Linked DNA regions of Homo sapiens: all the other regions are linked to region 3. Evidence: chromatin contacts called from ENCODE Hi-C or POLR2A ChIA-PET data. All regions are on one chromosome and are shown on one strand. Each heading gives the region's core, a stretch centred on a gene start or an enhancer-like site at or near the end of the contact. The rest is flanking DNA. Distances are from core to core; before and after follow the strand shown. Region 1 overlaps JARID2 (jumonji and AT-rich interaction domain containing 2). Region 2 overlaps JARID2 (jumonji and AT-rich interaction domain containing 2). Region 3 overlaps JARID2 (jumonji and AT-rich interaction domain containing 2).

Region 1 (2,811 bases), core at 102-2,601, 85 kb after region 3:
GTTAAAAATATATATATAATATACATTAATATAATTGATTATATATAATAATGTAATTAATATAAAATATATATATTAACTTCAAAGTACAATGGGTAAGGTCAGGAAAAAAAATAAGCTGCCTATTTCCCCACCTTCCATTTTCCTTCACTCCACTTGCCCCTTGTGTTTTACTCCTAGGTTTTAACAAAAGTCAAAAAAAATTTTTAAGTACCTAAAAATTAAGTTTAAGGAAGATGGTATTTTTCCCCTTTCCCCAGAATGTGGACTAAATAAACAGTATGATCCTTATGAAATGTGACTGTGTTGGGCCAGGCACGGTGACTCACGCCTGTAATCCCAGTACTTTGGGAGGCCGAGGCGGGCGGATCACCTGAGGTCAGGAGTTCAAGACCATCCTGGCCAACATGGTGAGACCCTGTCTCTACTAACTAAAAATACAAAAATTAGCTGGGCGTGTGGCAGGCGTTTGTAATCCCAGCTACTCGGGAGGCTGAGGCAGGAGAATCGCTTGAACCCAGGAGGCAGAGGTTGCAGTGAGCTGAGATTGTGCCATTGCACTCCACCCTGGGCAACAAGAGCAAAACTCCGTCTCAAAAAAAAAAAAAAAAAAAAAAAGAAATATGACTATGTTGTTAATGAGAAAAGAGGCTGGCTGGCTCACTGCAGGGGGAAGGAATTCTTGAGTTTTTGTTGTTCCTACTGCTGTGGATGATGAACTCGACACCAAAGGAGATTGTCCCCCTCAAATCTTAACAACCTAACTGTGACGCACTTAAGAGCGTCTGCCACTTGTGATCTCAAAGTACGAAAAGCTGAAGTTACTTGCCAACAGAAACCCGGGAAAACTGTAAGCCTCGAGGATTGCTGGTAGAGCTTCTAAAAATCTGACGTTTAGAAAGATAGATTTGGTCCCACAAGTGGGCCACCAGAAATGGAACTGAAATTTGTCTCTGCATTTTAAAAACTGTAACCAAAACCACAGATGAATAGTAGAAAACTATTTCCTTACAAAAGTTCAGAATAATGTATTAATGGGTAAGATAATGCATATAACACAAATACCTAAAGATATAGTGAACTCCCTTGTAAATTCATAATACACTGTCCAAGGAATTCACAGGACTTTATTTAAACAGTTAATACATAATACATCTCTCACACACAGAATGTTAACAATTAGATATTGGAGGGGTGCTCCAAAGAGATGGGGGTGGGGAGGAATCAAGGCCAAGAACCCTGAAGACCCCTTGAACTCCATTTATTTTCAGTCAACAATGGTGTCTGCTTCTGCCAAGTACCCAGTGATGAGGCTGTGGTTAGGGGAAAATGAGGTGCTTTTACTCACACATCAGAACCACATTCTAGTTTGAATCTAAACTCATCCACAAATGCAAACAAGAAGAGAAAGAAACAGCACTAAAGAATGAAACCAATTTTAACTCTAAGCTAAGCTATGTTGTAGGGCAAGAGGAGGAGGATGGGGAATGAAATTTAGCGTGGCGAAAACTGGAAACAACCAAAGGCATTCAGCTGCTCAGGAGGCTTTTCCCCTCTCCAAAGTGGAGTGACAGAATTAGCCAGAGCCAGCACCCTCCCTGCACCCTTTTCTCCTGGGGTAGGCCCACAGCGGAGTTGCTCTCTGAATAAGAAATCCTGCATTACGCTACATAAAGGAGGGACAGTGTGCAGGATGACCGGCCAACATCAATCTTCAATGGCCATTTCTTAAAATCCTTCTTCACGTTTTCTTCAACAATACCAGCTACATGGCCAAGATTTAAAAGATGGAAGGCCTTTGACAACTTCCTCAAGCCCAGGCTCATTTACCAGCTGGAAACTGCAGGCAAGAAACCCTGTCCAACCAAAAAATCCCAGACTTGTGCTGGCTCCCAGTGGGCACCCCTCCTGCCAATCAGTGAGAAGAGAAAACTTGGTTGTGGTGACCCCAAAACAAGTCTTAAATGTTCCATCATAACTGGTTGTAAAAAGCAGTCAGCTGAAAGGGCCAATAAAGAGAGCGAAACACATGCTGGAAACAGCTGCTCCACCCCTCCCTGCACCTCACCAAGCAGATAAGATGCACCACCTCAACCTTGCAACCTGATGGTGCCCCCTGCCAGCACTGGACACACCCATGGACTCCCAGGAAAAACAGAAAATGCTCATAATCTAAGAAAGCAGATACTAAGTAAATTGGCCAGAGCTACTGCATTCTCTCTGGATGCAGGGCAGAAATCCTTAAGAGTCACAGAGCAGCCTATGGGTGGATTTTAAAGCCTACAAGGAAACGTTCAATAAATATTTGTTGATTGATTTTTTTAAAGAGATGATTAAAGGGTTAGAGGGGGAAAGGCCATGCTACAAAGGTCAAAAGTAAAGCATCACTCATCTAGATATGGGAGTCTGTGAAGGGCCTTCCGATGATTGTCTGGCTGCTTCAGAGAAGGACTGTAACCATGAGCTGGCTGCTCTCTGGTGTCTGCAACTTGGACGGACTGGGAGAGGTGGCCTGGAGGCTTAGAATCCTCTGGCTTTAGAGTCCTCTAAAAAAAGTGAATAAATTATCACCTCTCCAGATTTTACCAAAAAGTGCAGGTTTAACTAACCAAGTTACAGTGGGTGGGCGGGGGGGGGGGGGGGATCAGCAAATTATGTCCATTCTCTACCACCAGCTCCAGGAGGGAGGAAAAGGAGCAAAAGGAGGCTGGGACAACTGAGGCTGCGCAGCGAGATGGGCAGCTGATCCTGAGGCTCCTGAGCCCTGCGCCCTCAGCTGGTTATCAAGGCTGGTTATTAGCGGGAGTAGCC
Region 2 (2,954 bases), core at 115-2,614, 100 kb after region 3:
TCTTGTGTCCCTCGATGCTTCCCTTGGACTTACCCTTCTGCTGGAGGAAATCATATTCACTTCTTCAAGCCCCAGCTCAAGTGCCACCTCGTTGGATTAACTGTTAACGGGGTTTCACCAACCCCAATCAAGATCATTCATTTGTCTGTGCTGTCCCCAGTGGTGACACTTCTCCTCCCTCCGTGGCTTGGACAACCACCCCTGCTCCTTGCCCCCAGTCCCTCAGTCTGAGCTCCACTATCCACTGCTCACTAACGAGAGAAGCTGACTCATCTCCGGCTTGGGTACCAGAGCTTACTAGCTGCTTTAAGGGTAGACCCTTCTTCACCTCGCCAGGAGGCAAAATCCAAGTAAGATTCACCATTGTAACCCCACAGGGCCTAGTTATGCCCTACAATAAGATCTCCTTTAACTGTAGAGAGAAGAAAAAGACTTCAATAGAAGCTCAAAGGGGTCTTAGGAGGGAACTCCCTCATTTTTGCAAAGGATCAAGCTGAGGCCTGAATAAAGTACACACTGATATAATACATGTGAAACATACTGGCCACTTACTATGTGTGAGCCACTGAGAAACAATCAGACTATCTTCATATAAACTATAAACAGCTAACATATAAAATCCCACCCTTGTGGATCTTATATTCCACTGCAAAGATTCAGACAAACAAGTAATAACGTTGGGCACTCGCTTGATATAGTTCAGATATTTGTCCCCACTCAAATTTCATGTTGAAATGTAATGTCCAGTGTTGGGGGACAGGGCCTGGCAGGAAGTGTCTGGGTCATAGGGGTGGATCCCTCATGGCTTGGTGCTGTCCTAGCAATCGTGAATGAGAGTTCTTGTGATATCTGGGTGTTTAAAAATTGTGTGGCATCTCCCCTTTTCTCCAACCCCCACCTCCTGACCATGTGAGGTGCCTGCTCCCACCCCTCCCACCTTCTGCCATGAGCAAAAACTCCCAGAGGCTTCCCCAGAAGCTAAGCAGCCATGTTTTGTGTACAGCCTGCAAACTAAGAGCCAATTAAACCTCTTTTCTTTATAAATTACCCAATCTGAGGTATTCCTTAGAGCAATCCAAGAATGGCCTAATATGCCACCATACCACCAATGTGCCTTCCCCTTTGCCGTGGTGGTCACTCTTTGGGACTGTCACACCTCCTGAGCTTTTCTCACAAGCTTTGTTCCATCTGCCTCAACTGCTATTTGTGTCATCCAAGATACAAGTATTCAAAGGCTGCCTGTGACACTGTGCTAGGTACTGGCAGATCAACGGTAAATGGGGCAGAAACAGTCACCACACCCCGAAAGCTCACAGAGCTCACAAATGGGGAAGTGGGTATTATACAATGCTTTTCATAAATGTCCATGATTCAAAGTGCTGAAATGAGTAGAGGGTGCAGCTATGGGCATGTTTAACATGGGCTCCTAACCTAGACATGTCTCCTCGAGGAAATGACACCGAAGCTAAGGCCAAGGTAAGACTCCCCTGACAACAGTGGGATAGCTCCAGACAAAGGCAGCAACTGCAGGAAGAAGGAAAAGAGATTCTCAGAGGTTCTGAAGTCTGTGAACTTGAATAGGGAAACAGTCCCATATTCACTTTCACCAATCTCTTGCTGAAATGTAACATTCCCTTATATTTTGAATATACGCCACACACCAAAAATGTAATTCTGTGTGAGTTTGGTATCAACACAAAAAATTGCAAATACTCTTATACTGATTTACAGTGGTTGCAGATTATCTTGAAATAACATCATTATTTTAAAATTACAATAATTAGACCCACTATGAGGACTTGTTATTCAACAAAGGACAAAGAAACATATTACCATATCACAAATTTGTTCTTTATCATTTTGATGGCTATATTTCAATGTCATGGGTCCCCTCTGTAATCCTGGGTATTTTACTTAAAAAAGTATTTGGAAATATTTTAAGAAGGGGTCACACATTTCACCCGATTGCAAAAGCACTTTTAGGAAAAAGAACCTATGATTAGAGAACAAGGAAAGAAAGGATCAAGAGGGGTTTTTTTGTTTGTTTGTTTGTTTGTGTTTTCTTTTTTTTTGAGATGAGAGTTTCACTCTTGTTGCCCAGGCTGGAGTTCAATGACGCCATCTGGGCTGACCGCAACCTCCGCCTCCCAGGTTCAAGCCTCAGGTTCAAGATTATCCTGCCTCAGCCTCCGGAGTAGCTGGGATTACAGGCGCCTGCCACCACAGCCAGCTAATTTTGTATTTATTATTTTTCTGACAATGGGAAAGAGGCAGCAGTTGTAATATGGATGGCTGTTATTCCTATTACCTTCTATTAAGAGGCGCTTTTTTTTTTTTTGAGATGGAGTCTCGCTCTGTCGCCCAGGCTGGAGTGCAGTGGCATGGTCTCGGCTCACTGCAAGCTCTGCCTCCCGGGTTCACGCCATTCTCCTGCCTCAGCCTCCCAAGTAGCTGGGACTACAGGCGCCTGCCACCACACCCAGCTAATTTTTTTTGTATTTTTATTAGAGACGGGGTTTCACCGTGTTAGCCAGGATGCTCTCGATCTCCTGACCTCGTGATCCGCCCGTCTCGGCCTCCCAAAGTGCTGGGAATACAGGCGTGAGCCACCACGCTCTGCCAGCAAAATTTCAATCGAAACACTGCAATGAGCCGGGCACTGTACCTCATGCCTGTAATCCCAGCACTTTGGGAGGCCAAGGCGGGTGGATCATGAGGTCAGGAGTTCAAGAACAGCCCGGTCAACATGGTGAAACCCCGTCTCTAGTAAAAATACAAAAATTAGCCGGGTGTGGTGGTGGGCACCTGTAATCCCAGCTACTCGGGCGGCTGAGGCAGAGAATCATTTGAATCCGGGAAGCAGAGGTTGCAGTGAGCCGAGATCACACCACTGCACTCCAACTCGGGTGACAAAGTGAGACTTCATCTCAAAAAAAAAAAAAAAGAATTCTTCC
Region 3 (3,102 bases), core at 1-2,500:
TAATATGATTTGACAGATTGCAAAGTGAATGGTTGCATAACACAGCCTTTATCATTTCTAAAAAGCTGCCTAAAATAGATAGGCCTTAAGAATTTTCTTTTGTTGACCCTAACTTAGAGCTTGTTCCCATCGGATGCTCTCCCACAGTCACTTTCTCCCCTCTGTCTGTCTCAGGCCTCCCCACTGACCCAGCTGGCACAGATCTAGCCTCCATTACATGCCACATGCTGGCTCTGAAACTCTCTGCTAGGGCTCCTCAGAGACTTCAGAACCCAATAGTCTGTGGGGTACCCCTCCTATACAAACCTAACACCGACTACGCCTACAGGGCAGCTTTCACCAACACCACTGAGGATGCCTTGCTGGGGAAAACTAGAGAGGCAATCCTTCCTTCCATGCTTGTCAGGGCCGCAGCAGTCTCAGCTCGCCAAGCCCTAGGGTGAGGCCTGATTACAAGACATTGGCATTCAGAACCTAGAAGGGGGCAAACCAACTTGAAAACCGTCCCTTAGGTGTCCTGCTTCATGACAAAGCTACAGCACAAATAGGAAGTCACGGGGTACTGTATATCTACAACCTCAATAATGATCGCCCTTTTAAATGTTTACATTCTTCCAGGCACTAAGAACCTGAAATAAATCAACTGCATTCATCGTAAGAATACCACCTCTGAGGAAAAAAAATTAGTATCCCATTTTCTGAGACGGAAAACAACAAACCAAACAGATGGTGGTATCAAGTTTGTCGGTTTTCTGAACCCTTGGTGGGACCCTGGGACATACTTACAGGGATGACAGTGTGATCCTTCAACAATTTCCACTAGCAGAGCTGGAGGACTGCGGCCTACTGGACCTGAGCTGGCAGGAGGGTAGATGCCCAGCCATTCTCTCCAGGAAATCTCTGATGGTCTGTATTCATGGATCCAAGGACAACCCAGTCTTCCTTCAGTTTTACAGAGCACACATGAGAAGGCCCAGCTTGCGTTCCCAGAGATGACCTGAGCTCTGTCAACAACTGCCTACCCCCACAAAAGGACAGGCAATCCCTTGCACAGAGTTTCTCACAGAGGGGCTAAGAAATCGGCCAGCAGGGATGTCAACATCCACTACCAAGAACAGCCACTTGATGGCAATCTTAACCTATTCCCTTGGAATTCGTCCATAAAGGGAGACCCCAGAAGGCTAGAAGCACCAAGCATGGGCTGCACAACGTGGACAGAGCTAAGAAGGACGTCCCTGCTTGACCTGAGTGTGCGGCAGTGCGGCGATGAACGGATAGAGAACCCCACACCAACAAGCACTGTTGGGTTCTTCTCCATATCTAGGCTTCTCTGGGGACTAGGCAGAAGTGGCTATAGGCTCTGCAGTCAGACAGCTCAGGAGCATGGAAACCTCTCGAGCTCCATGGCGCACTCACATTGGGTTTCTCATCAGACTGAAATGCAAGTGGACAGATGACAACAAATATGAGAATAAATCAAAGGCAAGTTCCTCCTCCTTACTGTGGAAACTTGTTCTCTGAAACAGGGAAGGGCAGGAGGCAGGGGGTGAAAAAAGTGGACTTTCCTTAGAAGGTGGGACACCTGTTGAATAAAGCACTCAAGCACCGCCCTCCTCATTTAAGTTGTCAAAGAAGGAAACTAAAAGCCATGTGCATCTCTAGGAAAAAAGTCTCTCCAGTTAAAAATAGAAATACACTGTAAATTGCTGCACTACACACTTCTATTTTTGGTAGCAGGAAGATGAACTGAAGGGCTCTCTGAAACATCAAAACATCAAAGGGTGGGAGGGGGTCCATACCATCATATTACCATAAAATAGTCCACTGTCTTAGCTAGGATAATGACACGTTTCCACAGAGGGTTCGACCTCACTTTGTGTGGTAGTTTCCCAACTCCTGGCTTCTCCATTTATAAAAAGAGTTCAGGCAGAGTGAAGAGTTTGCCAACATTTTCCTCAGAGGGATTCAGAAAGTGCCAGCTGAGAGCCTTCCAGCTCACCCTTTAAAACTCTGTAACACTTTCCAACTGAGCAAACTGGAAGGCCCTTTCAAATGACACTAGGAACAAAGTCATCTCATGGAGGGTACACTGCTGGGGGAGCCCCTAGGGAACAGATCACTCTAGATGCATTCTTCTAAATTCACTCTCAAAGGAGGCAAGATGCTATTTTTCAAATAAGCATTCAAAAGCATGGGTCCCTTGGTGAAAACCCCAATCACATGGGATGGAAGCAGACTATCAAAAATAACAGTGTTCCAGCCTGGGCAATACAGTGACACCCCATCTCTACCAAAACATTTAAAAATCATCCAGGCGGTGACACGTGCCTATAGTCCCATCCACTCAGGCGGCTGAGGTGGGAGGGTTGCTGGGGGCGGTGCACGCAAGCTGCAGTGAGCTGAGATCGTGTCACTGCACTACAGCCTGGGCAACAGAAAAAATAAAAACAAACAGTTAAATAAATTGATTAAATATAAAAGACAGTTAAATGATTGCAAAATGGAGACCTTGGACTGCCTTCATGTAACACATGGCAGCATAACTTTGAGAGCCATGGAAAGCTAAAAGCAGACTACCACTTCAGAGACCACCAGAAGCTAGCCTGGGAGCCTCCACACGTGGCCTTCCCCGTCACCAAGATGGCAGTACCAAGCATGAACAGGCACCCACCTAACTGCAGAAAGAAAACAGGGACTCAGTTAAGGATTACCCAGATGACAAGGGCAGGGCAGATCACACAGGAAGACAACCTTTCTGTGTATACACAGAAAGAGCTGAACCAGCCATTAGCTCCAAAGCATAAATGAAGCAAGAACACTAGTAACAGGTCAGGGAGAGAAGCTACGGGGTCTGAAAGCATGCGGGGCATAAGTTACCATGAAACACAAGAGACAGCTCTCCTTGGATGTCAATGGCAGGGTACAGGTTTGGCCTTGCCGGTTTATAATCAAGAATGGGATGTCACTGGCGAATATAAAATATTATAAAATATTTATATATTTTATATTATAGTTTGTTGTAGAAAAATTATATATATATATTTTATAATATATTATAAAATAGCTCATGTTTCTCTCCTCATCCCCACACCTCCTTGAACG

The links. Hi-C counts contacts between places; a loop is a spot of excess contacts on that map. ChIA-PET counts read pairs that join two places held with the same protein, here RNA polymerase II (POLR2A). Pooled maps may share reads with other maps.
Region 1: a loop to region 3 is called in a pooled map, with 2.4 times the contacts of the local background. The contact joins two enhancer-like sites. A Hi-C loop is called at or near these places in 1 of 168 maps with a recorded cell type or tissue (K562), 4 of 37 single-sample maps with no recorded cell type and 7 of 50 pooled maps. POLR2A ChIA-PET finds 5 or more read pairs at or near these places in 4 of 52 experiments (GM12878, OCI-LY7, WTC11 and 1 more).
Region 2: a loop to region 3 is called in a pooled map, with 2.4 times the contacts of the local background. The contact joins two enhancer-like sites. A Hi-C loop is called at or near these places in 1 of 168 maps with a recorded cell type or tissue (K562), 2 of 37 single-sample maps with no recorded cell type and 5 of 50 pooled maps. POLR2A ChIA-PET finds 5 or more read pairs at or near these places in 1 of 52 experiments (GM12878).

What each region holds. Positions count from the first base shown.
Region 1 is chr6:15,304,136-15,306,946 of GRCh38, reverse strand. All of the region lies in intron 1 of JARID2 (jumonji and AT-rich interaction domain containing 2), which reads right to left. Among named protein-coding and RNA genes, the nearest start is that of JARID2-AS1, 57 kb to the right of the region's middle. Within about 2 kb of position 1,351, at least 3 of the 41 ENCODE cell types and tissues checked have a DNase peak (open chromatin) inside an H3K27ac peak, as active enhancers do; they include GM12878, where a contact is called at or near this core.
Region 2 is chr6:15,286,246-15,289,199 of GRCh38, reverse strand. All of the region lies in intron 1 of JARID2 (jumonji and AT-rich interaction domain containing 2), which reads right to left. Among named protein-coding and RNA genes, the nearest start is that of JARID2-AS1, 39 kb to the right of the region's middle. RefSeq lists enhancers at 1,335-1,384, 1,405-1,454. Within about 2 kb of position 1,364, at least 3 of the 41 ENCODE cell types and tissues checked have a DNase peak (open chromatin) inside an H3K27ac peak, as active enhancers do; they include GM12878, where a contact is called at or near this core.
Region 3 is chr6:15,388,529-15,391,630 of GRCh38, reverse strand. The region is part of intron 2 of JARID2 (jumonji and AT-rich interaction domain containing 2); the gene reads right to left. Among named protein-coding and RNA genes, the nearest start is that of JARID2-AS1, 140 kb to the right of the region's middle. RefSeq lists an enhancer at 1,049-1,408. Within about 2 kb of position 1,250, at least 5 of the 41 ENCODE cell types and tissues checked have a DNase peak (open chromatin) inside an H3K27ac peak, as active enhancers do; they include GM12878, where a contact is called at or near this core.